Linked DNA regions of Homo sapiens: region 1 is linked to region 2. Evidence: chromatin loops called from intact Hi-C (ENCODE). Cell type or tissue: sigmoid colon. All regions are shown on one strand. Each heading gives the region's core, and the rest is flanking DNA. Links, peaks and the distances in the headings are about the cores only. Region 1 has its middle 26 kb from the start of OSBPL11. Region 2 has its middle 90 kb from the start of OSBPL11.

Region 1 (15,664 bases), core at 6,714-11,713, 62 kb before region 2:
AAGTTTTGTATCTTTTGTAGAGGTGAGGTTTTGCCATATTGCCCAGGCTGGTCTCAAACGCCTGAGCTCAAGTGATCCTCCCAGCACGGCCTCCCAAAATGCTGAGCTTACAGGCATGAGCCACCATGCCCAGCCCTAAAGCTTTTTTATGGTTTATTTCTCACTGTTTATTCACCACATTCCAAGTGCCTCAGTGCACGTGTGGCAGCCCTTCACGAGCTGTTCCTGCTCCCTTCTGCAGCCTCATCTATCATGCCCATACTCTACTTTCCAACTATACATTTCAACTCTGCATCACTCTAACCTCTGAACCAAGTGGCTTCTTTCACAACTACCTGGCTTTGCATGTGCTCTGCTGTCTGCTTTCAGTACCTTCCTTCTCCAAAATCAAACTCAAACTCAAGCATTACTGTCCCTCTCCACCCTCAGAAAAGCTAAGTCCACCCTAATATGTTCCAACAGCCCCTCTGGGCTCTTGGCACACTCTGCACAAAGCTGTCTGTGTTCATGCCTTGTCAACTTTGTCTTCTCCACTAGAATGTGTGCTCTTGAAGCTAAGAGGTGTTTTGATGTCTGTATTCTCCACTGAAGCACAAACCCTACTAGTAATTAAATGCTGAATGAATAAAGTATTTCATTATGCTAAATGAAAAACGAATAGCTGTACGACCCTTCTAATGATTATATCTACGAGTTCCTTCTGTTTGCTCTAGCCTGTACTTAATCATTTAAATCATATTCACACACAAAAAATATTGGGCTGCCAGGCACGGCGGCTCACGCCTGTAACACCAGCACTTTGCTAGGCTGAGGCAGGATTGCCTGAGCCCAGAAGTTCAAAACCAGCCTGGACAACATGATGAGATCCCATCTCTTCCACACGCAAAAAAGTTGGACTGGTGGAAGAGAGGTCCCATACAAAATGTTCAGTCTCGGCCAGGCATGGTGGCTCATGCCTGTAATCCTTGTTCTTTGGGAGGCTAAGGTGGGAGGATTGCTTAAGGCCAAGAGTTTGAGATCAGCCAGGGCAATATAGTAAGACCCCCATCTCTACCAAAAAAATATTTTGAGTGTAGTGAGTATGGTGAGACTGAGTGTGGTGGCACGTACCTGTACTCCCAGCTACTGGGGAGGCTGAGGTGGGAGGATTTTTTGAGCCCAGGAGGTCAAGGCTGCAGTGAGCTATGATGGTGCCACTGCCTGGGTGACAGAGCAAGACCATGACTCAAAAAAACTGCACAAAAAAACAAAAAACAAAATGCTCCATCTAAGGCCCAACCCTTCTAAAGATGATCTGGCCTGCTCACAGTAATAAAGCCCATCTGTAGTCCTCAGCCCTTGAAGTCTTTTGCCTTGGGAACTTCACTGGGATATCCTGTCTTTGGAGGATTAGACACATATCACTTTGACCCTGTAATCTGTCCACCTCACTCTTCTCATTAGGTTTTGCCTCAGGCTGGCACAAGTCTCTACTGTATGAACCCGTTGCCAAAGCAATTTTTAAAAAATATTTATTTGGCCAGGTGTAATGGCTCACGCCTGTAATCCTAGCACTTTGGGAGGCCAAAGCAGGTGGATCACTTGAGGTCAGGAGTTTGAGACCAGACTAGGCAACATGGTGAAAAACTGTTTCTACTAAAAATAGAAAAATTAGCTGGGCGTGGTGGCATATGCCTGTAGTCCCAGCTACTCAGTCTCAGATACTCCAGCAAGCCAGGAGAATCACTTGAACCTGGGAGGCAGAGGTTTCAGTGAGTCAAGATCGTGCCGCTGCACTCTAGCCTGGAAAACAAAGCGAGACTCTTTCTCAAAAAAATTAAAAAAAAAAAGTTTGCTTAAAATCCAGATCCTGCACAAGCAATTTTGAAATATGAAAATATTTCAAACATAGTGAAAATGAATTCCTCTAGGATGCTGTGATGGTTAATATTAGGTGTCAACTTGATTGGCTTGAACGATGCCCAGGTAGCTGGTAAGGTATTGTTTCTGGGTGTGTCTGTGAGGATGTTACCAGAGGAGTTTGACATTTGAGTCAGTGGACTGGGAGAGGCAGACCCACTCTCAATGTGGTGGGCACCATCCAATCGGCTGCCAGTGTGGCTAGAACAAAGCAGGCAGAAGAAGATGGGATAAGCTGGCTTGCTAAATCTGCTGGCTTTCATCTTTATCCCATGCTGGATGTTTCCTTCTGTTCCTCCTGCCCTTGGATGTCAGACTCCAGGTTCTTTGGACTTTGAATTCTGGGACCTGCACCAAAGCTCCGGGCCCAGGGAGTGAGAAGGAGCAACCACTCTGGACTTATTAGTGAGACATGTGCATGCCAGGGGATGGGAAATAAATCAACTAAGGCTGGGTGTGGTGGCTCACACCTGTAATTCCAGCATTTTGGGAGGCTGAGGGGGGTGGATCACTTGAGGTCAGGAGTTCAAGGCCAGCCTGACCAGCATGGTGAAACCCTGTCTCTACTAAAAAAAATACAAAATTAGCTAGGTGTGGTGGCACATGCCTGTAATCCCAGCTACTTGGGAGGCTGAGGCAGGAGAATTGCCTGAACCTGGGAGACGAAGGTTGCAGTGAGCCGAGATATTGCCATTGCACTCCAGCCTGGGCAACAAGAGTGAAACTCCATGGAAGCAAGCAAGGAACGGTGCGGGGGAGAGAGAGAGAGAGAAAGAAAGAAAGAAAAGAAAGAAGGAAGGAAGGAAGGAAAGAGAAAAGAAAGAAAGAAGGAAAGAAGGAAAGAAAGAAAGAAAGAAAGAAAAGAAAGAAAGAAAGAAAGAAAGAAAGAAAGAAAGAAAGAAAGAAAGAAAGAAAGAAAAAATAAATCAACTAAAATTCAGGGACCTTCTACCTCAGGGAAATTTCTAGGGATCAGTGGTGTGGGCCTGTAGAGAATTTCCTTCTAAGGTAAGGGGTAAGTTGTTGCATTTGGCCCCTCCTACAGCCAAGAAAGGGGTACAACAACTAGTGGGCCTATTTGGATTTTGGAGGCAGCACATTCCTCATTCAGGTGTGTTACTCCGGCCCATTTACGTTTTTGCACTTGGGCCATATGACCCAGCAGATCCAATGATGCTTGAGGTGTCTGTGGCAGATAGGGATACTGTTTGGAGCCTTTGGCAGGCCCCCATAGGTGAATCATAGTGGAGACCTCCAGGACTTTGGAGCAAGGCCCTACCATCTTCTGCAGATAACTACTCTCTTTTTGAGAGACAGCTCTTGGCCTGTTACTGTGCCTTGGTAAAAACCAAACGTTTGATTGTGGGTCACCAAGTTACCATGTGACCTGAACTGCCTATGATGAACTGGGTCTTTTCTGACCCATCTAGCCATAAAGTTGGGCATGTACAGCAGCACTCCATCATCAAATAGAAGTGGTATATACATGACTGGGCTCGAGCAGGTCCTGAAGGCACAAACACATTACATGAGGAAGTGGCCTAAATGCCCATGGTCCCCACTTCTGCCACCCTGCCTTCTCTTACCCAGTCTGCACTGATGGCCTCATGGGGTGTTCCCTATGATCAGTTGACAGAGGAAGAGAAGACTAGGGCACAATATGCAGGCACCACCTGAAAGTGGACAGCTGCAGCACTGCAGCCCCTTTCTAGAACATCCCTGAAGGACAATGGTGAGGGGAAATCATCTCAGTGGACAGAACTTCGAGCAGTGCACCTGGTTGTGCACTTTGCATGGAAGAAGAAATGGCCAGATGTGCGATTATATACAGATTCATGGGCTGTAACCAGTGGTTTGGCTGGATGGTCAGGGACTTGGAAGAAGCACGATTGGAAAATGGTAACAAAGAAATGTGGGGAAGAGGTATGTGGATGAACCTGTCTGAGTGGTCAAAAACTGAGGATACTTGTATCCCATGTGAGTGCTCCTCAGCAGAGGAGGAGTTTAATAACCAAGTGGATAGGATGGCCCGTTCTGTGGACACCACTCAGCCTCTTTCCCTAGCCATCCCTGTCATCGCCCAATGGGCCCATGAACAAAGTGGCCATGGTAGCAGGGATGGAGGTTATTCATGGGCTCAGCAACAAGGACTTCCGCTTACCAAGGCTGACCTGGCTACGACCACTGCCAAGTGCCCAGTTTGCCAGCAGCAGAGACCAACACCGAGCCCTTGATATGGCACCCTTCCTCGGGGTGATCAGCCAGCTACCTGGTGGCAGGTAGATTATATTGGACCTCTTCCATCATGGAAAGGACAGCAGAGGTTTGTCTTCACTGCAATAGATACTTACTCTGGATATGGGTTTGCCTATCCTGCATGCAATGCTTCTGCCAAGACTGCCATCCGTGGACTCATGGAATGCCTTATCCACCATCATGGTATTCCAGTACAGCATTGCCTCTGACCAAGGCACTAACTTAATGGCTAAAGAAGTGCGGCAGTGGGCTCATGCTCGTGGAATTCACTGGTCTTACCGTGTTCCCCAACATCCTGAAGCAGCTGGATTGATAGAACAGTGGAATGGCCTTTTGAAGTCACAATTACAACACCGACTAGGTGATAATACTTTGCAGGACTGGGGCAAAGTTCTCCAGAAGGCTGTGTATGCTCTGAATCAGCATCCAATATAAATATGGTACTATTTCTCCCATAGCCAGTATTCACAGGTCCAGGAATCAAGGGGTGGAAGTGAAAGTGGCACCACTCACCATCACCCCTAGTGACCTGCTAGCAAAATTTTTGCTTTCTGTTCCCATGACATTTTGTTCTGCTGACCTAGAGGTCTTAGTTCCAGAGGGAGGAATGCTGCCACCAAGAGACACAACAATGATTCCATCAAACTGGAAGTTAAGATTGCCACCTGAACACTTTTGGCTCCTCCTTCCTCTAAGTCAACAGGCTAAGAAAGGAGTTACAGTGTTGGCTGGGGTGACTGACTATCAGGATGAAATCAGACTACTACCCCACAATGGAGGTAAGGAAGAGTATGCGTGGAATACAGGAGATCCCTTAGGGTGTCTCTTAGTATTACCATGCCCTGTGATTAAGGTCAACGGGAAAGTACAACAACCCAATCCAGGCAGGACTACAAATGGCTGACCCGTCAGGAATGAAGGTTTGGGTCCACCAGGCGAAAAAACATGACCAGCCGAGGGGCTTGTTGAAGGCAAAGGGAATACAGAATGGATATTAGAAGAAGGTAGTTATCAAGACCAACTATGATCACGTGACTGGTTGCAGAAAAAATGACTGTAATTGTCATGAATATTTCCTCCTTATTTTGTTAAGAATATGTTTGTGCATGTACACACCTTTACTAAGAAAATCTGTTTTATTTCCTTTCTTTTTCCTTTGTCATGTAACGTAAGATTTGTTGACTTTATATCAGCATTTAAGTGTTGCTACTTTATGTAATAATATTTAGGTTAAGGACGGGTGCGCTTCCGGCTGTACGAAGGATAGTTGCATTATGTTAGGCGTAATTATGACCTTATTGTATTTATTTGTAGATTAAGTATGATTTCAGGAGATGTGTGTGAATGCCAAGTTGACAAGCGGTGGGCTTGTGTTGGTTAATATTAGGTGTCAACTTGAGTAGATTGAAGGATCCTAGATGGCTGGTAAAGTATTGTTTCTGGGTTGTCTGTGAGGGTGTTGCCAGAGGAGATTGACATTTGTGTCGGTGGACTGGGAGAGGGAGACCCACCCTCAGTGTCGATGGGCACCATACAATCTGCTGCCAGTGTGGCTAGAATGAAGCAGGTGAAGAAGGTGGGATAAGCTTTGTCTGCTGAGTCTTCTGGCTGCCTCCTTTCTCCCATGCTGGATGTTTGCCTCCACTCCTCCTGCCCTTGGACATCAGACTCCAGGTTCTTTGGACTTTGGACTCTGGGACTTGCACCAGTGGCTTGTAAGGGGCTCTCGGGCCTTCAGCCACAGGCTGAAGGCTGCACTGTTGGCTTCCCTCATTTTGAGGCTTTTGGACTCAGACTGAGCCACTTACCGGCTTCTCCCCCAGACTGCAGATGTCCTATTGTGCCCTTCGCCTTGTAATCGTGTGAGCCAATTCTCCCTAATAAACTACTTTTCATATATGCATATATCCTATTAGTTCTGTCCGTCTGGAGAACCTTGACTAATACAGATGCTTTATCTGCAAATGTATGTGAATTTGCCTCAGAAGTGATTGCTTAAGCTGCAAAGCACTGACCCTTCTGTGCCCCTCAATACTGCTAGTACAGTACCTGAAGTGCACTTACAATTAGTCCTCTACCGCCCCACTGGAAAGTAAGCCCCATGGGGCAGGTAGGCTTCTTTTTTCTATAACAGTTGATACATAGAAAAGAATATGTATAAAACATATGTCAGAGTTATGGAGCATTGCACTATTTCTTGTCCTCCTATCATCAGTGCCTAAAAAATTCATGGTATGATAAACATATGTTGAATAAATGAATGATTCTTCTGTGAATAAGTGAACCATAAAGACCAGCATCTGCCAGATAAAATATCCATCAGTTGGGATGGGCACAGTGGCTCACACCTGTAATCCCAGTACTTTGGGAGGCTGAGGCGGGTGGGTCACTTGAGGCCAGGGCTTTGAGACCAGCCTGGCCAACATGGCAAAACCCTGTCTCTACAAAAAATACAAAAATAATAGCTGGCCATGGTGGTGCATGCCTGTAGTTCAAGCTACTTGGGAGGCTGAGGCACAAGAATTACTTGCACCTGGGAGGTGGAGGTTGCAGTTGGCCAAGATTGTGCCGCTGCACTCCAGCCTGGGTGACAGAGACTCTGTCTCAAAACAAAAACAAAAACAAAAAACAAAACAAAACAAAAAACCCATCAATTGTCAGGTAGATAAAGATATCATTCCAAGGTGAACTGAATGTTCCTCCTAAATATATGAGAACCAAATGTTCTCTTCTTATCTACCTTTCTACCTTTTGGAAGTTCAGTAGTGTGGCTCTTTCATATGGCTATGTGGTGGAGACAACAAGGTGTGATTGAAAAACCAGGGACTGGCTGGGTGCGGTGGCTCACGCCTGTAATCCCAGCACTTTGGGAGGCCGAGGTGGGTGGATCACCTGAGGTCAGGAGTTCGAGACCAGCCTGGCCAATATGGCAAAACCATGTCTCTACTAAAAACACAAAAATTAGCTGGACATAGTGGTGCACACCTGTAATCCCAGCTACTCAGGAGGCTGAGGCAGGAGAATTGCTTGAACTGGGAGATGGAGGTTGCGGCGAGCCGAGATCATGCCACTGCACTCCAGCCTGGGTGACAGAGTGAGACTTCCATCTCAAAAAAAAAAAAAAAAAAAAAAGACCATGGACTAGAGCAGGTTTGTCCAACCTGTGGCCCACGGGCCACATGCAGCCTAGGATGGTTTTGAATGTGGCCCAACACAAATTCATAAACTTTCTTAAAACATTGAGTTTTTTTGTGATTTTTTTTTTTTAAAGCTCATCAGCTATCAGGAGTGTTAGTGTATTTTGTGTGGCCTGAGACAATTCTTCCAGTGTGGCCCAGGAAAGCCAAAAGATCGGACACCACTGGTCTAGAGTCAGATGATCCTAAAATGGCTTCACCATCTAATAGTTGCATGACCTTGGGCTAACTATATATCATCCCAAAGACTCAGTTCTCCTATCTATTAAATGTGGATAATACTACTTACCTGCTGCAGTTATAGGGAATGAACATGGATTAATTTCTGATGTTAGTTACTTTCTCACCTTGTTTCAGGTAAAGAAACCTGGTGTGAATATTTCTAGATAGAATGCATTGAAGCCCTGCTATTGATGGCATACTGGAAAGTTGCTTAAAAGCTGTCTGCACAAAGGGTTCCCATTTGCCTGCAGGTTTCTGCTTTCCTCTGGAACTCATGCTTCCTATGAACATTTCCTCCTTGTTCAGTTGCACTTTTCCTTAGTGGCTTTATGTTGCCTTTTTTTTTTTTCTTTAGGCAGAGTCTCACTCTGTTGCCCAGGCTGGAGTGCAGTGGCACGATCTTGGTTCACTGCAAACTCTGCCTTCTGAGCTTAAGTGATTCTCCATCTCAGCCTCCCAAGTTTCTGGGATTACAGGCACCTGCCACCATGCCTGGCTAATTTTTGTATTTTTAGTAGAGATGGAGTTTCAACATGTTGGCCAGGCTGGTCTCAAACTCCTGACTTCAAGTGATCCACCTGCCTTGGCTTCCCAAAGTGCCGGGATTAAAGGCGTGAGCCACCGCACCCGGCCTTTATATTGCTTTTTAGCATCTGTGGCAGATAATTCCTCCATGGCATCATGGAGTTTTGTCTTTCACATATTCTTGATGAATCACTTTCATTTTCTCCTTGACTTGATCCTAGAGACATATCAATACTCAACTATGACTCTCTCCTAAGCAGTAAAAGCAAGAAAAAAGGGCCGGGCGCTGTGGCTCATGCCTATAATTCCAGCATTTTGGGAGGCCAAGGCAGGTGGATCACTTGAGGTCAGGAGTTTGAGTCCAGCCTGGCCAACATGGTGAAACCCCATCTCTACTAAAAATACAAAATGAGCTGGGTGTGGTGGTGGGAGCCTGTAGTCCCAGCTACTGCAGAGGCTGAGACAAGAGAATTGCTTGAACCTGGGAGGTGGAGGCTGCAGTGAGCCGAGATCGTTCCACTGCCCTCCAGCCTGGGCAAGACAGAGCAAGACTCCATCTAAACAAATAAGAAGTAAATAATGAAATAAAATAAAAATTTAAATTTATAGAAAAGAAATAAAGAGGTGGGGCCTGGTGGCTCATACCTGTTATCTTAGCACTTTGGGAGGCTGAGGCCGGCCGATCACTTGAGGCCAGGAGATTGAGACTACCATGGCCAACATGGTGAAACCTTATCTCTACTAAAAATACAAAAATTAGCTGGGTGTGGTGGCACCCGGCTGAGGCAGGAGAATTGCTTGAACCCGGGAGGTGGAGGTTACAGTGAGCCAAGAACACACCGCTTGCACTCCAGCTTCGGTGACACAGTGAGACTCTGTCTCAAAAAAAAAAAAAAAAAAAGTGAAAAGGGATTCTGTGTGGGGTGATATCTCACAGTTTATAGTAATGGTCTGCTACAGCTGTGTGTTCTCTTCTGAAGTACCTGCCATAGTTCTAGCAGTTCTATTTGGTTCTTTACAAGTAGTCCCCACTTCTGGAATAGCCTATGTATTAAAGAGTGTTTACAAAGCCAGTCATTTGAAACTCCCAATGCCAGTTCCCACAGAAATGAGGTTACCACTGGTCATCGGGTTCTCAGGGCAGCCTACGAAAGTCCATCTAATCCAGAATGTTGCCAATCTGCTGCACGAGGTGTACTGTTGCTACTCCCAGTAACTGCACGAGCTTGATTCTGAAAGGGAGACAGAGAGGGTACTTTGTGTTCCAACTCTGGGTGCCAGGGACACAGCCCTCCCCTGCTCCCTACTTGGCTGGACGGGCAGCTGGGGTGAGGGGCTGTTCCAGGAAGGGTGCTGGGGAGAAGGGCACATAATGTTTGAGCAGCAGAACCAGAAGTTTGATTCTCTGTCTCATGACATCTTTCCAGTCCGTTCACTCTCAGGCATTTTGAATAATAACTAATAGGAATACTAATGACATTCTTATAGTGTTTTATAGCTTACAAATGACATGTCTTCATGTCTCCTCCCACAGCTAGTTGTCTATACAGTTCTCCCTTAATATCCATGAGGGCTTGGTTCCAGGACTCCTCTCCCCCTCAGATACCCAAATCCATGATTGCTCAAGTCGCTGATATAAAATGGCGTTGTATTTGCATATATCCTATGCACATCCTCCAATATATTTCATTAGATTTTTTTCTTGAGATAGGGTCTCACTATGTTGCCCAGGCTGGTCTTGAACTCCTGAGCTTAAGCGATTCTCCTGCCTCAGCCTCCCAAGTATCTGGAATTATAGGCCTATGCCACAGTGCCCAACTCTCCAATATACTTTATTTTACATATATATATTAGAGACACTAGAGTACAGTGGCATGATCTCGGCTCACTGTAGCCTCTACCTCCAGGGCTCAAATGATCCTCCTATCTCAGCCCCCCAATAGCTGGGACCATAGGTGCATGCCACCATGCCTGGCTAATTTTTTTTTTTTTGTAGTGACAGGGTTTCACCATGTTGCCCAGGCTGGTCTCAAACTCCTAAGCCCAGACAATCTGCCCGCCTCAAACTCCCAAAGTGCTGCGATTATAGGCGTGAGCATATCTGGCCTCCCATAGAGTTATTTATTTATTTAGAGACAGAGTCTCACTCTGTTGCCCAGGCTGGAGTGCAGTGATGTGATCTCAGCTCACTGCAACCTCCGCCTCCCAGGTTCAAGCGATTCTTGTGCCTCAGCCTTCTGAGTAGCTAGGATTACAGGCACACACCAACACACCCTGGTGATATTTTTAGTAGAGATGGGGTTTCACCCTGTTGGCCAGGCTCGTCTCGAACTCCTGACCTCAGATGATCTGCCTGCCTTGGCCTCCTAAAGTCCTGGGATTACAGGTGTGAACCACTGTGCCTGGCCTGGCCTCCCATCTACTTTAAATCATCTCTTGATTACTCATCATATCTAATACAATACAATGTAAATGCTATGTAAATAGTTGTTATACTGTATTGTTTTAAAAATCTGTATCATTTGTTATTGTTGTATTGTTATTTTTTATCGTTTGGGTTTTTTTTTCAAATACTATATTTTCAATCTGCAGTTGGTGGAATCTCAGATGCAGATACAGAGGACCAGCTGTATTTTATTTATTTAACAAACACTTCGTAATGCTTAAGAGGTACCAGGCACTCTTTTAAAAGGGTTACCAATGTCAGCCTGTTTACTATGGCTCATTAATAAGTTTGACTTCTTTTCTTTTTAAATTTTTAAACCTGTGCCTCAATCTCTGTAGAATCACTTTAGAAATGGATAGTGGGGCAGGTACAGTGCCTCACACCTGTAATCCTCACACTTCGGGAGGCTGAGGTGGGAGGATCACTTGAGCCCAGGGGTTCTAGACCAGCCTGAGCAACAACAACAACAACAACAAAAATTAGCCGGGCATGGTGGCACATGCCTGTAGTCCCAGCTGCAGAGGAAGCTGAGGCAGGAGGATTGCTTGAGCCCAGGAGGTCAAGGCTGCAATGAGCTAGGATCGCGCCACTGAACTCCAGCCTGGGTGACAGAGTGACAGCCTCTCTCAAAAATAAAAAAATAAAAAAAAAAGAAAGAAATGAAATGGATTGTGAACTTTAATAATGTTCCCCACTGTATATTGTTTAGTCAGAAAGATCTAAACTACTTAGTCAAGTGATCTCTAACTCCATTTCTGGTATCTGATAAGACATTTTCAAGAGTCAGATTCTTTGCCAAATAGTTTAAATATGATGTCAGCCTTTATATTCACAAACTCAGTAGGTCTTTCCACCGTTGCCTTTTTTTTTTTTTTTTTGAGACAAAGTCTCACTCTTGTCTCCCAGGCTGGAGTGCAATGGCGTGATCTCCACCTCCGGGTTCAAGCAATTCTCCTGGCTCAGTCTCCCAAGTAGCTGGGACTACAGGTGCGTACCACCATGCCCAGCTAATTTGTGTATTTTAAGTAGAGACAGGGTTTCACCATGTTGGCCAGGCTGTTCTCGAACTCCTGACCTCAGGTGATCTGCCCACCTCAGCCTCCCAAAGTGCTGGGATTACAGACATGAGCCACCGCGCCTGGCCACCATTGCCTTTTTTAAGACAAAAATATAAACTGACCAGGCATAATGGTTCACACCTGGGAGCATGATGGCTCCCAGTACTTTGTGAGGCTGAGGCAGGAGGATTGCTTGAGGCCAGAAGTTCAAGACCTCAGCCTGGGCACCATAGCAAGACCCAGTCTTTATAAAATACAAAAAAATTAACCAGGCACAGTGGCACATGCCTGTAGTAGTTCTAGCTACTCAGGAGGCTGAGGCAGGAGGATTCCTTAAACCCAGGAGTTCAAGGTGGCAGTGAGCTATGATTGTGACACTGCATTCCAGCCTGGGCAACAGAGTGAGACCCTATGTGTTCAAAACAAAACAAGACACACACACACACACACACACACACACACACACACTCTAGACAGACCCAAAGCCTTAGTCAGTGGGGTCTGTCTCTGAGTCCAGCAGTTCTGTGTGCCTTAGCACCTAGAAAAGCTTTGAGCAGTAGCTTCATGGTTACCAGGATGGGCTCTGAAAATAGACTTCCTGGCTTTGAATTCTGGCTTTCCCTCTTTCTTTCTTTCTTCTTCTTCTTCTTCTTTTTTTTTTAGAGCCTCACTCTGTCACCCAGGCTGGAGTGAAGTGGCAGGATCTTGGCTCACTGCAACCTCTGCCTCCCGGGTTCAAGCAATTCTCCTGCCTCAAGCTCCTGAGTAGCTGGGATTACAGGCACCTGCCAACAAAGCCAGCTAATTTTTGTATTTTTAGTAGAGACGCGGTTTTGCCATGTTGGCCAGGCTGGTCTCGAACTCCTGACCTCAGGTGATCCGCCCTCCTCGGCCTCCCAAAGTGCTAGGATTACAGGTGTGAGCCACTGAACCCGGCTGGCTCTCCCTCTTTCTATTTTGTGATCTTTAGCTAGTTACTTACCCTGTCTATGCCTCAGTTTTCTCATCCGTAAAATGAGGATAGTTATAAAGCAGGCACAGCGTCTTACTGGCATCCATCTCCCCAGCTCTTAGCACAGTGCCTGGCCCAAGGTAGGCAGGAAGTATGAGTTGAACTAACTGTCCAGAGTCTTGCCCCTTGAGGATGGACCCTCTATCTTCTGGGTTTCGGCAGCCACCTTTGGTTTACAAACCTCCAGTCCTAAATGAGACTTGAGGGGGCTCATGTGTCCAGATGTTAAAACTTTCTATGGATTCCACCCGTATTTCAAGGGCAAATTTAGAGTCAGAAAGATACTAATATAGTATGTTGATTTGATTTTACTCAAGTCATTACAATGAAACAACAGCCAGTTTATTCAGACTGCTCTCTTTCCCTCTGCTATGCCTGCTTACCCTTCCTGCACTCCCAATTACAAGGGCAAATGGATATCTACAGGGTGGAAAATAAAAAGGATTGATGGGTGAGAATTTAGAAATAGCATCCTATCTCTGGAACATAATCAGTCTGAGACCATTGATTCTGTTTCATTTTTATTTCCTGATTTAGAGAGTGGTGGAAGTCTGGAGTGTTTATTGTTCCGAGAGAGTCTGAGTGAAAGGATCCTTTGACTTGGTTTTATATGCAAACTTTGCTGACTTACTTAGGCATAGCCAGGCAGAATGTGCTCTGGAGACCTTGCCCTTGAGAGGGTTGTTTTTTGGACTGAAACACAATCTAATATGCATCCCCAGAAGGAGCCACCTTGCGGTTACCATCTTCTTTCAACCTAAGACCTGGAGCATGAGAGACTGGCTGAATGCTTTTCGATGATGATGAAAGCAGGAGGCTGGAGCAGATAACTTCTTTTTTAAATTTTTATTATTTATTTATTTATTTATTTTTATTTTTCCATAAGTTATTGGGGTAGAGATGATATTTGGTTACATGAGTAAGTTCTTTAGTGGTGATTTGTGAGATTTTGGTGCACCCATCACCCGAGCAGTGTACACTTCATCATATTTGTTGTGTTTTATTCCTCATCCCCCTGCCGTTCTTCCCTCCAAGTCCCCAAAGTCTATTGTATCATTTTTTTTTTTGAGACAGAGTCTCACTCTCTTGCCCAGGTTGGAGTACAGTAGTGTGATCTCGGCTCACTGCAACATCTGCCTCCTGGATTCAGACCATTCTCCCTCCTCCGCCTTCTGAGTAGCTGGGACTATAGAAGCCTGCCACTATGCCCGGCTAATTTTTGTATTTTTAGTAGAGACAAGGTTTCACCATGTTGGCCAGGCTGGTATTGTATCATTCTTATGCCTTTGCATCCTCATAGCTTAGCTCTCACCTATCAGTGAGAACATATGATGTTTGGTTTTCCATTCCTGAGTTACTTCACTTAGAATAATAGCCTCCAGTCCCATCCAGGTCACTGCAAATGCTGTTAATTCATTTATGGCTGAGTAGTATTCCATCATATATATATATGTGTGTGTGTGTGTGTGTATGTGTGTATACACACATACACACACACACACACACACACACACACACATATCTCGCAGTTTCTTTAACCGTTCGTTGATTGATGGGCAATTGGGTTGGTTCCACGATTTTGCAATTGTGAATTGTGCTGCTATAAACATGTGTGTGCAAGTATCTTTTTCGAATAATGACTTCTTTTCCTCTGGGTAGATACCCAGTAGTGGCATTGCTGGATCAAATGGTAGTTCTACTTTTAGTTCTTTAAGGAATCTCCACACTGTTTTCCATAGTGGCTGTAATAGTTTATACGCCCACCAGCAGTGTGGAAGTGTACACAGATCACTGCATCCACGCCAAGATCTACTGATTTTTGATTTTTTGGTCATGACCAGTCTTGCAGAAGTAAGATGGTATCGCATTGTGGTTTTGATTTGCATTTCCCTGATCATTAGTGATGTTGAGCATTTTTTGACATTTGTTGGCCATTTGTATATCTTCTTTTGAGAACTGTCTATTCATGTACTTAGCCCACTTTTTGATCGGATTGTTTTTTTTTCTTACTGATTCATTTGAGTTTGTTGTAGATTCTGGATATTACTCCTTTGTCAGATGTATAGATCGTGAAGATTTTCTCCCACTCTGTGGGTTGTCTGTTTACTCTGATGACTCTTCCTTTTGCCATGCAAAAGCTCTTTAAGTCCCAAATATTTATCTTTGTTTTTATTGCACTTGCTTTTGGGTTCTTGATCATGAAATACTTGCCTAAGCCAATGTCTAGAAGAGTTTTCCCAATGTTATCTCCTAGAATTTTTATAGTTTCAGGTCTTAGATTTAAGTCCTTAATCCATCTTGAATTGATTTTTGTATAAGGTGGGAGATGAGGATCCAGCTTCATTCTCCTACATGTGGCTATTACGGCATTTGTATGAGACCACCTGAGCAGGCTTAGTGTGAGCAACAAGGCTGTTTATTCACTGGGTGCAAGTGGGTTGAGTCTGAGAAAGGAGTCAGCAAAGGTGGTGGGATTATCATTGGTTCTTATAGGTTTGGGATGGGTGGTGGAGTTAGGAGCAATTTTTTGCTGGCAGGGGATGGATGTTACAAAGTACATTCTCAAGGTTGGGGAGGATGTTACAAAGTACATTCACAAGGGCGGGGAGGATGTATTATCCCAAGAGTCGGGAGGAATATTACAAGGTACATTCACAAGGTGGGGGGCAGGGGGGAATATCACAAAGTACATTATCACAAGGACGGGGGAATGTCATGATGGCTTGACCATGGTGCGGCCAGTTCAGAGGACCTTACAGTGGCTAGTCAATTTTCCCAGCACCATTTGTTGAAAAGGGTGTCCTTTCCCACTTCGTTTTCATTTGCTTTGTTGAAGATCAGTTAGCTGTAAGGATTTGGGTTTATTTCTGGGTTCTTAATTCTGTTCCATTGGTCTTTGTGCCTATTTTTATACCATGCTGTTTTGGTGACTATCCCCTTATAGTATAGTGTGAAATCAGGTAGTGTGATACTTCCAGATTTGTTCTTTTTGCTTAGTCTTGCTTTGGCTATGCAGGCTCTTTTTTTGGTTCCATATGAATTTTATAAT
Region 2 (15,664 bases), core at 4,209-9,208:
ATTATAATGAAAATAAAACATGCAAATGAAGGCAAGAGTACTTGGAGTAACTGGAAAGAGGAATCAGTTTGCTCTATTTGGTAGAAAGGCTAGAAAGAGAGTGAGAAGGATTTATCCACAGAAGAAAGATGAGGTTGGCTGGGCGCGGTGGCTCACGCCTGTAATCTCAGCACTTTGGGAGGCCCAGGCAGGCTGATCACAAGGTCAGGAGTTTGAGACCAGCCTGGCCAGCATGGTGAAACCCCATCTCTACTAAAAATACAAAAAATTAGCTGGGCATGGTGGCGCATGCCTGTAATCCCAGCTAATTTCAGAATCGAAGGGCCAGGCATCCAGGCCAGGGTGGCAGGGCACCCACACACACACAGGTGGCCTATGCAACGCGGCCCCCAGCGGGTGTCACCCTCCTCCCTCGTCGGTTGCCTTCACCCACACCGGGGCATAGGGAATGGCGGGAGGCTGAGGCAGGAGAATTGCTTGAACCCGGGAGGTAGAGGTTGCCTTATATCAAATGGTGTAGTATTTGATATAACCTATGCACATCATCCTGTAACTTTAAATCATCTGTAGATTGCCAACAATACATAATACTATGTAAATGGTAAGTTACAGTTATATTGTATTGTTTAGGAAATAATAACAATAGAAAGTCTTTACATGTTCAGCACAGTTACAACCATCCTTTTTTCCCAAATAGTTTCAACCCAAGGTTAGTTGAATCTATGGATACAGAAACCATGGATGTGGAGGGCCAACTGTGTATACACATATACATACACATATACACATCCCACATTGCATGTCTGTATCAAAACATCTCATGTCCCCCATAAATTTATATACCTACTGTGTACCCACAAAACTTAAAAATAAAAAATTTTAAAAATAAAAAAAGAGAATTAAAAAAAAAGATACATTTGAAACAGTTCATTGAGGTCAAGGGCATTTTTTTTTTCTTGAGCTGGAGTCTCACTGTTGTTGTCCAGGCTGGAGTGCAATGGTGCGATCTCGGCTCATTGCAACCTCCGTCTCCCAGGTTCAAGGGATTCTCCTGCCCCAGCGTCCTGAGTAGCTGGGATTACCGGTGCCAGCCACCACGCCCAGCTAATTTTTTTGTAATTTTAGTAGAGACGGGGTTTTGTCATGTTCTCCAGGCTGGTCTCGAACTGCTGACCTCAGGTGATCCACCCACCTCGGCCTTCCGAAGTGTGGAATTACAGGCATGTGCCTCTGTGCCAGGTCAAGGGCATTTTTAAAGAGCTATTAAACTCTACTGCTGATTACTTGCTTCTTCCCTCAATACCATTAATAACCTCATAATTCAACATAGCTCTAGATGACCGCCTGCAGCTCATTATAAACCCATTAAAGAAAACCCATTCCATGGCAGAGCTTGCCTTTCAATGAGAACTGGCCCTTTTATATAAATACTCTATCTTCTGTATACTTTTTGGTAAAGTTTCAGAGGACTCTTTCTGTGAAAAGCTATCTCCACTAAATTTTTCCTAAATGTAATAATTATCGGTGAACATTGAAATAGCCACCACATCTGCTTCAATTGGTGTCATAAATGTATTTAATATGGTTGCTGCTTTGGCTTCCATTTTCAGGCCTGGCATAAGTTGTTTGAAATCCAGTGTGCCTCATCTCCTTTTGCCTAGTTACAACTTTGTCCACCTCTGTGGTTGTTTGCCATATACCCTGTTTGGTCTTCATCCCACTGACCCTAAACCCGACACTCTCCACAACTGCTGACCATGATAAAACCTAATGGTCAAGACCAGGGTCGTGGAAATAAGTTTATCTTCACATGTGTTTTCTGTAAGCCAGCCAATCTCCAACACCTTGCAGGAAAGCCCAAGGGATAATGCCCATGGACCTTGTTAAAGGATAGTCCTGAAGGTCCTTTCTCTCTTTCCCCACCTGCTGGTGGAGCTCTCTGTTACTTCTAGACTTCCCTCCTTTTGGCTTCTCAGTGAGCAGCAGTGACAGCAGGAACAATCCCTCGGCAAGGGCCACCTGTTGTGCACCCATGGGGAGACACTTGGGGAGAAGGTGGTGGCTCTCGGGTTGCAGTGAAGAATGTCAGCCACTAGCGTGGTTTAGAGACCTAACAAGCAGAGAAATAAAGTTTCAGTACAGAATGGTTGGATTCATCAAAAAGATGCTGTAAATGATGATTTGGAGCCACACAAGTAGCCAGACAAATCAGAGTGACAGCCCTCCATCCATGGTCAGAGCCATGCATGCCTGTCACTATGCCCCATCCTCTGAATTTCCATATTCCCCTGGTCCATGGGCCACAGGTTTACACTCGGGTATCAGGTAAATACCCAGGTCCCCAGTTGACACCAGGATCCAGGTGGACACCCAGGCTCCAGGTGAACATCAGGCCCCAGGTAGATGCTGGACTCCAGTAGACATCAGGCCCCAAGTAAACACCCATGATTCAGGGGAACAAAAGGCCCCAGGTGAACACCAGACTCTGGGTGGATATCAGACCCCAGGTGGAAACCAGGCCCTAGGTGGACACCTAAGTTCCGGGTTACATCAGGCCCCAAGTGAACACCAGGCCCTAGGTGGACATCAGGCTGTAGCTGGACACAAGGACCCAGGTGAACTTCAAGTCCCAGAAGAATATCAGGCCCCAGGTGGATGCCTAGGCCCCAGGTGTACGTCCGGCCCTAGATGGGCCCCAGGCCTCAGGTAGATACCTAGGCACCTGGTGAACATCAGGCCCCAGGTTGATACCCAGCCCCAGAAGGAAGCCCAGGCCCCAGCCACACATCAGGTTCCACATGGACACCCAGGCCCCAGGTGAATATCAGGACTCAGGTGAACACCAAGCCCCAGGTAGACATCAGGCACCAAGTGGACATTTGGCGCCAGGTGGACATCCCAAGAGGCACCTCAAGCCCCAGGATGATGCCCAGGCCCCGGGTACACACCAGACCCAAGAGAACTCCAGTCCCCATCTGAACATCTGGTCCTAGGTAGATATCGGGCCCCAGGTCAATACTAATTCCTAAGTGGATACCTACGCCCAAGTTTGACATCAGGCCCAAGGTGGATACCCTGTCACCAGGGGCCATCAGGCTCAAGGCAGATGCCAGGACTCTGGTGGACAATAGGCCCCAGGTGAACATCAGGCTTCAGGTGAACACCAGCCCCAGGCTGACACCATGAACTAGGTGGTCAACATTAGACCTCAAGCAGACAACCATGCCCCAGGTAAATACCCAGCCTCAATTTGACATAGGCCCAAGGAGGACACTGGACTGTAGGTGAACATCAAGCCCTCGGTTGACACTCATGCTCCAGGTAGACACAAGGCCCCATGTTCATACCTAGTCTGCAGATGTATGTCAGACCCCAGGTGGACACCAGGCCCAAGGTGTATACCAGTCCTGAGGTGGACATAAGGTCCCAGGTAGACATCAAGCTCCAGATTGACATCTGACACAAGGTGGACATCAGGCCCCAGATGGATACCCAGTCCCGAGGTGGACATCAGGGCCCGGGGTGATAAAAGGACGTCAGACCTGAAGTGGACACCTAGGCCCCAGGTCAATACCCAGGTCCCAAGTGGACACCAGGCACTAGATGGACATCGTGCCCAAGGTAGGCATCAGGCCCCAAGTGGATATCAAACCTAGCCCAGCTGGAGATGTGCATGACACATTGTTAGCCCTCAATGGATCTGAGCAAGCATGACAAGTCTCAGCGTCATGACAGCAGCAGCCCTGCTGAGGACAGGGCTCCCATCCCTACTGCCAGTGCTGCCTGGCCTGAGCCTCCCTGTGCTTCCTCCACAGGGCAGCCCATCCAGTATGCTCGCTCCACCTGCGAGGCCGGCGTGGCTGAGCTCCACATCCAGGATGCCCTGCCGGAGGACCATGGCACCTACACCTGCCTGGCTGAGAATGCCTTGGGGCAGGTGTCCTGTAGCGCCCGGGTCACCGTCCGTGGTAGGAGCCTCTGGTCACCCGAGTAGAAGCACCTTTCCTGCAGACACTTCTGCTTTGGAAGAAGGGCACATTTGTAGAAAATGGTATCATGAGCTAAAATCCAGGGAGCAGAGGTGCACATGGCACTACTCCACACCACTGGCAGCGGCAGGTGCCGTGACAGAGGAGTGGCTGCTGCAACCTCTTAGGGACAGAGGAGAGGGTCCTTAAAAAGTGCTGCACCTGCAGGTAGGAAGTGAGGGAGATGACCTCCAGGAGTTCACAGCGACAAGGGTGTCATCAGAGGTGGCCTTTTCCTCACCCCCTCTCTCCACTGGGGCCATGGAAAGGTATGGGGGAAAGAGATAGGGCTCCCTTAGCTCCAGAAGCTCCAGGTCTGGTCAGAAGAAAACCTCGCACACTACAAAAGGACTTGGGAGAGCACTCACGTATTCCCTGAGCAGTCAGTGGCCTCCCAGTGACCCCTTACATGCTGGGGGACCCTGGGTCACAGAGTGCACACTGAGGCTTCCAGAGGGTCACAGGTTGTCCCCTTTCTGCCCCCTTTCTACTCACGGGCCCAGGCTTGTTTTTACACATCAGCAGCCTGGTCTCCAGTAATCTGATTATCATGGTCATCCATTCATCAGCCAAGCACTTAGTCCCTGGGAATTGCAGGGAGCCACAGACTCAAGACAGATCTGTCTGGGCTGTGGTATCAGCAGGCCTGGTGACAGTTCCCACGGAAGTGCTTCTTGGGTCCAGGGCTTTCAGGTAAGCCTGATCCCACCATCACCCTGAGCCTACGCCCCCGGCTCCTGTGCATGACTGGGTCCTCTGGTGCTAGCACTGAGTGCAGCGTGACTGGTCTCCCATCAGACAAGCAGGAGGATACATCTCTCCATTCCCTGGGGCTCAGGCCTGTCAGGAACATCTCCGTGTTGTATGAGTAGCCACTGTCTGGGAGGCTGCAGGAGGAAGTTTCGCAGAAAAGGAAAGGGGAAGAAACATTTGTGGCTTACTGTGTTAAATACTTTCACCTCACCCGTATTCTCTCACTGAGACCTCAGTAGCCTAGGGGACAAGGATGCTGTCCTGATTTCAGATGGAAGGCTCTGGAAGTCTCAGGAAGTGAATGTAACTTGCCTAAGCACATCACACTAGTCTGCAAATCTGGACCCTGGAGCCCACAGCCTGTGACTTTCAAGTCTGCACTCATTCCTATGCCCTGACCTTTTTCAGAGGGCACGTCCCCTGGCCCAAAGGGGAAGACTGGCCACTGTGGGCTGGGCAGTGTCAGTCCCTTAGGGATGAAGGAACTGGCACTGATGGAGAATGTGGCCGAGCCTGGCTCCGTGAAGCTCTCTGCCAGGAGTGAGCATGCTCTCTGGGTGCTCTAACTGAAGAGATGCCTCAGCATAGAGTCGTTATTGGGAAACTGGTCCACCTCTTCCTTCCAGGAAACCTATCACACTGGGCTCAGAGCCCAACTCTGGCCTCTGGGAATTTGCAGCCAGATTCTGGTTTACAAACTTACTCATTTATCCTCATAGTTCTAACTTCATGACTCCCTGGGAGCCAGGTGGGGAGCTCAGGAAATTGTGATAATGAGATTTCAGAGGAAACCTGAACTGCTGAGAACCTTGTCTCTGAGGGTCAGGGAGCAGGACTCACCTTCCACCTGGGGGCTCTTCTTGGAGGCCAGCATGGCCAACCCGAGTCGAGTAAGGGGCAGCAAGAGTCAGAATGCTACACGTAGAGCCACATGGCTCAGCCCTCTGTTTTCTGAGACTCTCCCTCCACAGCCACAGCCAAGGGCTAATCCAATGTCTGTCCTGGCTTGCCTGTGTTTAGATTGGATTAGAGTGACCCAGCTGAGCTAAGAGTCCCCTGGAGGTGGGAGTCCCAGGCGAAAGATCAAGAACTCTTTAGGGCCATTCTCCTGACTCCTGGGCCTGTGGGGGCTGGGGCCTGAAGGATCACCACCCATCCACAAAAAAAAAAAAAAAAAAAAAAAGGCACAGAGAGGTCCCAGGCAAAAACTCTGCCAAGTAAGTTTGGATTTGTTCTGAGAAGAGGCCTGCATGAGAGAACCCCCTCCCAGTGTGGGGGATGTACTGGGCTATAAAGACCAGACAGGCTCAGATACCATAAATGGTGAACAAGGCTGAGAACGCAGCTGCACTCTCAGGCCCGGCAGCATTTGGGCTCTCTTGGCACAGGATTGGAGCAGGGTGAGCCTGGCAGAGTGACACCCCCTGGCATGGTGCCCTGAGACACTCGGGAGGCTCGGGGCTGCTCCCTGCACTGTCCTCCACTGTGGAGTTTTTCTGACTTGATTGGCAGCCCCGTTGGCTCTGGGTCCTTGGGGGACAGCCTGGGCTGGGAGAGATGATCACAGTGGAGGTGTTTGTTCCCTACTGCACTGATGGCTGCTTCACCCCTCCCTTAGCTGTCCAGGTCCAGCCCTCTCTTGCCCTTAGTGTGGCACCAGGCCATGGTGGGGAGCATGGATGTGGAGCCAGCGGCCTGGGTGTGAGTCCTGCTCTGCCACTTACTAGCCCTGCACCCTGGCATTTTAGCATTCCAGACCTCAGCTTCCTCTTGTGTGAAATGGAGATGCTGACAGTCACGGTACTGTGAGGATTAAGTGAATGAATGTGCAAAGTATCCCCAGAGCATAGGATAGCACATACCCTCCATAGGTATGTGCTGTGATTATGATTGTCCAGCAGAGCCCACCTTTAAACAAGATACAATCCTTACAAATGCCAAGACTGAGGAGGGGTTTTCCCAAAGGATCCACTTTGCTACAGTATTGTGTGTTTGTTTGGCCATCAGAAAATCAGAGGAGGGAGATGTCCAGCCAGACACAAGCGATGAACACACGCGCCTGCTTCCAAGGGCTCTGGCCACAAAGTGGCGCCATGGAGCAACGCGTGTCCCTCCAGTTGTCTTCTCTCAGGGGTGGTTGAGGGGCAGCTCTGCTGCAAGCAAGCTTATTCTGAGAGCTCAGCAGATACTGTGCCAAAGGCCAGATGCAGGGGCTCTTTCTCACCTCTCGCCTTTTGCCGATATTTTGCGATCATCGAGATTGCTGGTGCAGCCCTCAAATGCGATTTCTGCAGCCAGCCCTTCATGCTTTCTCTGCCTCCCCTCCTTAGTGACTCTCTTCTTCTCCAAATCCTGGAAACTCCCACAAATATCACTTTCTCTGGGAAGCCTACCCTAATCACCCCAGAATGCGTTCCCTGAACACCGTGTGCTTCTAGTATTACACTTACTTATCAACAAGTCTTTACTGCGCGCCTATACTGATCAGTGCCAGGCATTGTTCTGGGGAAATTGCAGTAGACAGGACAGCTGAGGGCCCTGCCTGCAGGGTGCTTACATTCTGATGGGGATGCCAGCAGCAATCAGCACCTGGCCTCATTTCAAATGCTGGCACGTGCTGTTAAGAACATGAGCAGGTCACAAAGGAATAATTATAAAGAGAAAAAGCCAGTGAGTGGGGTGTGTGAATCGAGGAGGGTGAGAGGGTGTATCTTTAGTGCTGTGAGGAAGCCTCAGAGGTGTCCATGGCCTGGGGAAAGAGAGCTCCAGGCAGGCAGCACAGCAAGTGCAAGGCCCTGAGTCAGGAGCAAGGTTGACTCATTTGAGGAGCAGCAAGATGGCAGCCTCTGTGGCTGCAGCAAAGTAGACGGGGCAGTGTGATAGAAAGTGAGTTCAGAATGCGGGGGCTCACCATGCCAGGCCTCTGGAGGTGAGGAGAAAACAATTTACTCCGTGAAAATTCACTCTTTTTACTCTACTTGCTTAATTATCTTCCTCTCCAGACTGTAAGCTCCCTGCAGGGAGGGACCATATTGTACTGTGTGTAGAGCCAGGCCTGCCTTGGGAGCATGCATTCCCTGAATGGATGAGAGCACAGAGGTTGCCGAACCTCCCCTGCAGTGCAGGGAGGCATTCCTTAGAATTCCTCGCTTTTCTGGGGGCTCAGTGCCCATTAGGGTGTGCAGGAAATCTGCAAATTAACTTCAAGAGTCCCTCAACATGGCTGGGTGCAGTGGCTCATGCCTGTAATCCCAGCACTTTGGGAGGCCAAAGCGGGTGGGTCGCTTGAGTCCAGGAGTTCAAGACCACCCTGGGCAACATGGCGACACACTGTCTCGACAAAAAACACAAAAATTAGCCAGGTGTGGTGGCCCATTCCTCTAGTCCTAGCTACTCAGGAGGCTGAGGCAGGAGGATTGCTTGAGCCTGTGAGGTCGAGACTGCAGTTGCAGTGAGCTGTGATCACACCACTGGACTCCAGCCTGGATGACAGAGCAAGACGCTGTCTCAAAAAAAAAAAAAAAAAAAAAAAGAGTCCCTCAACAAATATTCCTTCTTTCCCCAACACAGGCTAGGGAAAAAAAATTCCCAGATAGTTAACCAAGCAATGAATGTCTTTCCTCCTGACCCAGGATGAGTCTAAAAGATGATTAATTCAAATTCCTGCAGAGCCCAGGAAGATCTGAAATACACTATATATTTCACGCTATTTGGACTGAGTCATTGCTGGGGGCTTCTTTGGGCTAGAATATTTTAAGTTTATTTCCCACTGGAGTATCTCTGTCAAGGCTAAAATTCTTAAGTGTCTAGATTTATTAATAGCCTGCCAGTTGTGCCCATTTGACATAGTTTCTCAGCCTAACAGTTTGTTTATTTAACTGAAACCCTGGTGGGCCTGTTAAAGGCATCAAAGGACATAAAATGTGGGTAAGTTAAAAAGATGAAAAGATGATCTCTAGAATAGATAATAAAATATAACAAGCATATTTATTAGAGTATTTGTTTTGATGCAGAGCTTCTAATGAAGACAACAGGCACCAGTGAAGTCAGCGTTTGCTTGGCGATGAGTAGAGGCACAGTTTGTTTTCAGATTAATACCAGGCACTCTGCGGGGCAGCCTGGAGCCACCTCCTTTGTCTTCCCATGTTATGCACAGGTACTTTGGACACTATACAATCTGTGCAGTTGACATAAGGTATGGACCCCAACCGACTTCCTTAAGATTAAAAACGCTGACAACTTCTTAAATACTTACATTGACTACAGAAAAATATTTTGAAGAAGAATAAATACCAGTTTTAACTTGCCTTTTTTATATATATTAAGAAGCTTAGTTTATTCAAAACATCTGTCCACAAGCCTTTAAACTCTAAGAAGGTGTACACAAATAGCGTGTACACCTACTGTGATATTAAAAGTTATATTTCCATAGGGTATTGCAAATAACATCACAGTGGGTATATACCCACTGTGATATTTGAAGTAATATCTCCCTAAGATATGACAAAAAATATCAAAGTGTGGACCCCGTCTGTGACATCAAAAGTAACATCTCTGTGGATATTCTGAATAATATCACAGGGTGTACACAGCCTGTGACATTAGGAGTAGCATCCCCATAAGATATTCTGAGTAATATCACAGGGTGTACACCCCATGTGACATTAAGGGTAACATCTTCTTAGGATGTTACGAATGACATCACAGGGTGTACGCCCCCTGTGACTTTTAAAGTAACATCCCCCTAGAATATTACGAATAATATCATGGGTGTACACCCCGAGTGACATTAGGAGTAACATCTCCCTAGGATATTATGAAGAATATCACTGGGTGTACACCCTCTGTCATATTGGGAGTAACATCCTTCTATGATATATGAATAATATCACAAGGTGTACACACGCTGTGATATTCAGAGAGATATCTCCCTAGGATATAAGGTATCATATCACAGAATGTACACGCATGGTGTACACCCACTGTGATATTAGAAGCAATATCTCCCTATGATAGTATGAGAAATATCAAAGGGAGTACACTCTCTGTGATATTAGATGTAATGTTTACTATGGATATTACAAATAATATCACAGGGTGTACACACATGAGGTACACGCACTGTGGTATTATTCATATTGTCTTAGAGAGACAAAACTCTCTAATATAACACAGAGAGCTATAACTCTGTAATATCTCTGAGATATTACAAATAATATCACAGTGAATGTACACCCACTGTAGATTTACAGTAATATCTCCCTATAAGACTACAAATAGTATCAAAGGGTGTACACCCCCTGTGACCTTAGGAGTAACATCCTTCTGGATATCAGGAATAATATCATAAGGCATACCCACTCTGTGACATTTTGTACACCCTTTGTGACATTAAAAGTCACATCCCCCTCGTATATTACGAATAATATCAATGGCAGTTGACGCACACGGTGTACACATCCTGTTACATTAGGCGTAATCTTTTTCTGTGATTTATGAATAATATCATAGAAGGTGTACACATATGGTGTACACTCCAGGTGACATTAGGAGCAACATTCCCCCAAGATATTAGAAATAATATTACCAGGGTTGCATACACATGGTGTACTGTCCCTGTGACATTAGCAGCAACATTCCCCTAGAATATTACGAATAACATCAGAGGGGGAGTACACATATAATGTACGCACCTTGTAAAATTAGGAGTAGCATCTCCCTACAATGTTATGAATAATATCACAGAATGTGTACACACATGGCGTATACCCCATGTGATGTTAAGAGTTACATCCTCCTAGTATGTTAGGAATAATACCACAAAGGTGTTCGCACATGGTTAACATCATATGGAATGTTAGGATTAACATCCCTCAAGAATATTACAAACAACATCACAGGGGCTGTGCACACATGGTGCACATGCCCTGTGGTGTTAAGAGTACATTTCCCTGACACATTACGAGTAATATCACAGAGTATACACCTTCTGTGACATTTGGAGTAACTCCCCTAGGATAGTATGAATAATACCACAGGGTGTACATCCCCTGTGACCTGAGGAGTAACATCTTTCTAGGATATTGTGAATAATATCACAAGATGCACAGCCCCTGTGACACGAGGAGTAACATCCACCTAGGATATTATGAATAATATCACAGGGAGTACACCCCGTGTGACAGTAGAAGTAACCTCAGCCAAGGATATAAGGAACAAATACAGAGGCTGCACAAGTGTTGTGACATTAGCAGTAACATCCATTTAGGATATTACGAATATTATCACAGTGTGAATACCCCCTGTGATATTAGGAGTAACATCTCCCTACAATATTGGGAGCCATGTCATACGGTGTACACCCCCCATGACATTAGAGGTAACATTACCTTAGGATATTATGAATAATATTACAAGGTGTACAGCCCCTGTGATATTAGGAGTAACATTTCCATAAAATATTAGGAATAATATCACTGTTTGTACACTACGGGTGACATTAGGAGTAGCGGACCCCAAAACTATTATGAATAACTTCACAGGGTGTACACCCTCTGTGACATTGTGAGTAACTCCTTCCTACGATATTACTAATAAGATCAAGGGGTGTACACACCCTATGACCTTAAGATAACATCCCGTTAGGATATTTGAAATAATATCCCAGGGTGTACACCCCATGTGACATTGCGAGTAACAGCTTCCTAGGATATTATGAATAAGATCCCAGGGTTGACACACCCTGTGATTTTAAAAGTAAAATCCCCCTAGAATAGTACTAATAATAACACAGGGTATACACCCCTGTGATGCTAGGAGTAACATCCTCTCAGGATATTTCAAATAATATCAGAAGGTGTACACACACGGTGACATTAGTAGTAATATCCCGCTAGTGTGAATACTATCACAGGGTATACGCACCTGTGACTTTAGGAGTAATATCCCCCTGAAATATTCTGAATAATATCACAGGGCATACACCTCCTGTGACTTTAGGAGTATCATCCTGCTAAAGTACTAAGAATAATGCCCCAGGGGGTTAGCCTGTGTAATATCACAGGGTGTACACCCCCTGTGACATTAGGAGTACATCTTTCTAGAACATCATGAGTAATATCACAATGTGTACACCATTTGTGACATTAAAAGTAAAATCCCGCTAAGATATTCTGAATAATGTCACAGGGAGTACACCCCATGTGACATAGGAGGAATAACCCATGAGGATATAAGAAAGAGGGTGTACACATATTGTGACATTAGTAGTAACATCCCGCTAGGATGTTACAAATAATATCACAAGGTGTACACACCGGGTGACATTAATTTATATCACATTCCCCTAGAATATGACCCATAACATTACAGGGTGTAGAACACCTGTGATTTATGAGTAACATTTCTATAGAATATTACAAGTAGTATCCTTCGGTGTGCACTCCGTGTGACATTAGGAGTAACATCCCACGAAACTGTGATGAATAATTTCAAAAGGTGCACACCCTCTGTGACATTAAAAGTAACATCTCGCTAGGATATTATGAATAATATCACAGGGTATATACAGCCCCTGTGACATGAGGAGTAATGTCTCTTTAGGATATCACGAATAATATATCAAGATGTACGCACCCTGTGACATTAGGTGTAATATCCGTCTAGGAGACTGCAAATACTATCATAGTGAACACAACCCCTGTGACAATAGGAGTAACATCCCCGTAGGATGTTATGAATAATATCACAAGGTGCACACACATTGTGACTTCAGTGCTAATATCCCTCTCATATACTGTGAATAATATCACAGGGTGTACACCCCTGTGATATTACATTAGGAATAACATCTCCCTAAAATATTATGAATAATATCATAGGGGGTACACAGGCCTTTGGTTTAGGAGTAATATTCCCATAGGATATTACTAATAATATCACAGTGTGTACACTCACTGTGATATTAGGAGTACCATTTCCCAAGGATATTATGAATAATATCACAGTAGGTGTTCACACATGATGTGTACAACATGTGTGTACACCCAATGTGATAGTTGAAGTAATATGTCCCTGGGATCTTACGAATAATATCAAAAGGTGTACACCCTATGTGACATTAAGAGTAACATCCCTTTTGGAGATTCTGAATGTTATCACAGGGTGTGATATTAGGAGTGTGATATGAGGAGTAACCTCTTCCTAGGATAACCCGTGATAGTAGGAGTAACCTCTTCCTAGGATATTACGGATAACATCACAGGGTGTAAAACCCTGTGACTTTAAATGTAACACCCCCCTAGAATATTATGAATAATATAACAGGGTGTACACCCCCTGTGACATTAGGAGTAACATCTCCCTAGGATATTACAAATAATGTCACTGGGGGCACACCCTCTGTGATATTAGCAGCAACATCTTTCTAGGATATTATGAATTATATCACAGGGTGTAAACTCACTGTGATATTAGAAGGAATATCTCCCTAGGATATAAGCTATCATATCACAAGAATGTACACACATGGTGTACACCCACTGTGTTATTAGCAGCAATATCTCCCTATGATATTATGAAAAATATCACGGGGTGTACTCTCTGGTGGGTTACTAGAAGTAATGTTTACCATGAATATTACAAATAATATCACAAGGTGTACACACATGGGGTACACCCACTGTGATATTAGGAGTTATATCTCTCAAAGATATTACAAATAATATCCCAGTGGGGGTACCCCATGTGTGTACACCCACTGTGATATTTACAGTAACATCTCTCTATAAGATTACAAATAATATCGAGAGGGGACACCCCCTGTGACATTAGGAGAAACATCCACCGACAATATTGGGAACAATATCACACGGTGTACACCCCTGTAACGTTAGGAGTAACAACACCCTGAATATTGCTAATAATATCACAAGGTGTACACGCATTGTGACATTAGTAGTAATATCTTGCTAACATATTTTCAAGAATATCACAGAAGGAACACACCTGTGACTTTAAGAGTAACATTTCTCTAGAATAGTAAGAATAATATGATGGGGTGTACACCCCCTGTGACATTAGGAGTATCATCTCCCTGGAATATTACAAATAATGTCACAGGGGATTATCTAGTGTGACAATAGGAGTATACACCTCTGGGAAATTATGAATACTAACACAGGGTGTACACCCCTGTGACATTAGGAGAAACATCTTTCTAGAATATCACGAATAATATCACTATGTGTACACACACTGTGTCATTAAAAGTAAAATTGCCCTAGGATATTATGAAATAGAACACAGGGAGTACACCCCGTGTGACATTAGAAGTACATCCCCCGAGGACATAACGAATAATATCAGAGAATGCACCTGCCTTGGACATCAGTAGTAACATCTCTTCAGGATAACACGATAATATCAAAGGGTGTACACACATTGTGAAATTAGTAGTGAACTCCTGCTAGGATATTACGAATTTCATGACAGGGTCTACACGCCCTGTGACATTACTAGGAAGGTTTTCCCAGAATATTATGAAGAATATTAAAGGGTGTACAGGACCTGTGATTTATGAGTAACATTTTGATAGAATATTGCACGTAGTATCACTGTGTGTACACCCCGTATGACATTAGGGTAACATCCCACAAAACTATAACGAATAATTTCACAAGTTGTACACCCTCTGTGATATGAAAAGTAACATTTCCCTAGAATATGACGGTAATATCACAGCGTGTACAACCTCTGTGATATGAGAAGTGACATCTGATAAGGATAATGAGAGTAATTTGACAACGTGTACAAACCCTGTGACATAAGGAGTGACATCCCACTAGGATACTATGAACAATATCAAAAAGAATATACCCCGACTGACGATAAAAGTAACCTCCCCTTAGGAGATTAGGAATAACACCACAAGTTGTACACACATTGTGACACACTTATTAGTGTCCCGCTAGGCTATTGGAAATAATATCACAGTGCGTAGAGTCCTGTGACATCAGAATTAACATTCCACGCAATATTACGAATAACATCGCAGGGTGAATACTCCTGTGACTTTAGTAATGGCATTTTGCTAGAATATGGAAAATAATGTCCCAGGGTGTTAATCAAGTGTGGCAGAAGAGAAAAGACTCAAGGAGTAATAGAATAATATCTCCACCCCTCTCCCCCCCTGGATATTATGATCCACATCACAGGGGCCCAGCGCCCCCAGCGATGCGGGAAGTAATATCCCACCCCTCTCCCCCCCTGGATATTACGATCCACATCTCAGGGGTGCGGGCGCCCCCGCGATGCGGGGAGTAATATCCTCACCTCTCTGCTCCCCTGGATGTTGCGGTCCACGGTGGTCACACAGCGTGTTTACCTTATTGGCAGTAATATCTTCTCCTTCTCTGGAAATTACCATCTATATCACAGTCGGGGGTACATCCTCTGCACTATTTGCAATAATAGCATCCTCTTCCCCATGGATATTAAGAACAATATTACAGGACTGTTTTTACCCCCAGCGGCATTGGGTGTAGTATCATCCTCTCCCACGTTGAAATTAGGAACAATATAACTGGGGGCGTGTCCACCCCATGCCATATTGAAAGTAACATCTTCCGCTTCTCGCCTGGATCATGGGAACAATATGACTGGGGTGGTGTACACTTTCTGCGGTATTGGGAGTAATATCATCCTCTCCGCCTTGGAATATTAGGGACAATATCACAGGGGGGCTCTACACACCCGGCGCTATTAAGAAGAATATTGTCCTCTCCCGTCCTGCTTATTAGGAAAAATATCACAGAGTGGGTGTACACCTCCTGCGATATGGGGGGTAATATCCTCTTCTTCTTCTGGATAGTAGCAACAATATC

The links. Peaks named below come from ENCODE experiments on the same cell type or tissue, not always from the same donor. Only the 100,000 strongest peaks of a DNase experiment are listed, where the experiment ranks them.
Region 1: a loop joins it to region 2, with 14 times the contacts of the local background. A loop is called at or near these places in 2 of 110 quality-filtered maps.

The regions. Positions count from the first base shown.
Region 1 is chr3:125,613,220-125,628,883 of GRCh38, forward strand. No RefSeq gene overlaps it. Among named protein-coding and RNA genes, the nearest start is that of OSBPL11, 26 kb to the left of the region's middle. In sigmoid colon, for the core only: no CTCF peak of the experiment used is centred there; DNase peaks (open chromatin) are centred at 8,904 and 9,372.
Region 2 is chr3:125,677,491-125,693,154 of GRCh38, forward strand. It overlaps the pseudogene YTHDF3P1, the pseudogene LOC100419966 and the pseudogene MYLKP2. Among named protein-coding and RNA genes, the nearest start is that of OSBPL11, 90 kb to the left of the region's middle. In sigmoid colon, for the core only: a CTCF peak has its summit at 6,868 (motif pointing right); DNase peaks (open chromatin) are centred at 5,299, 6,141 and 6,911.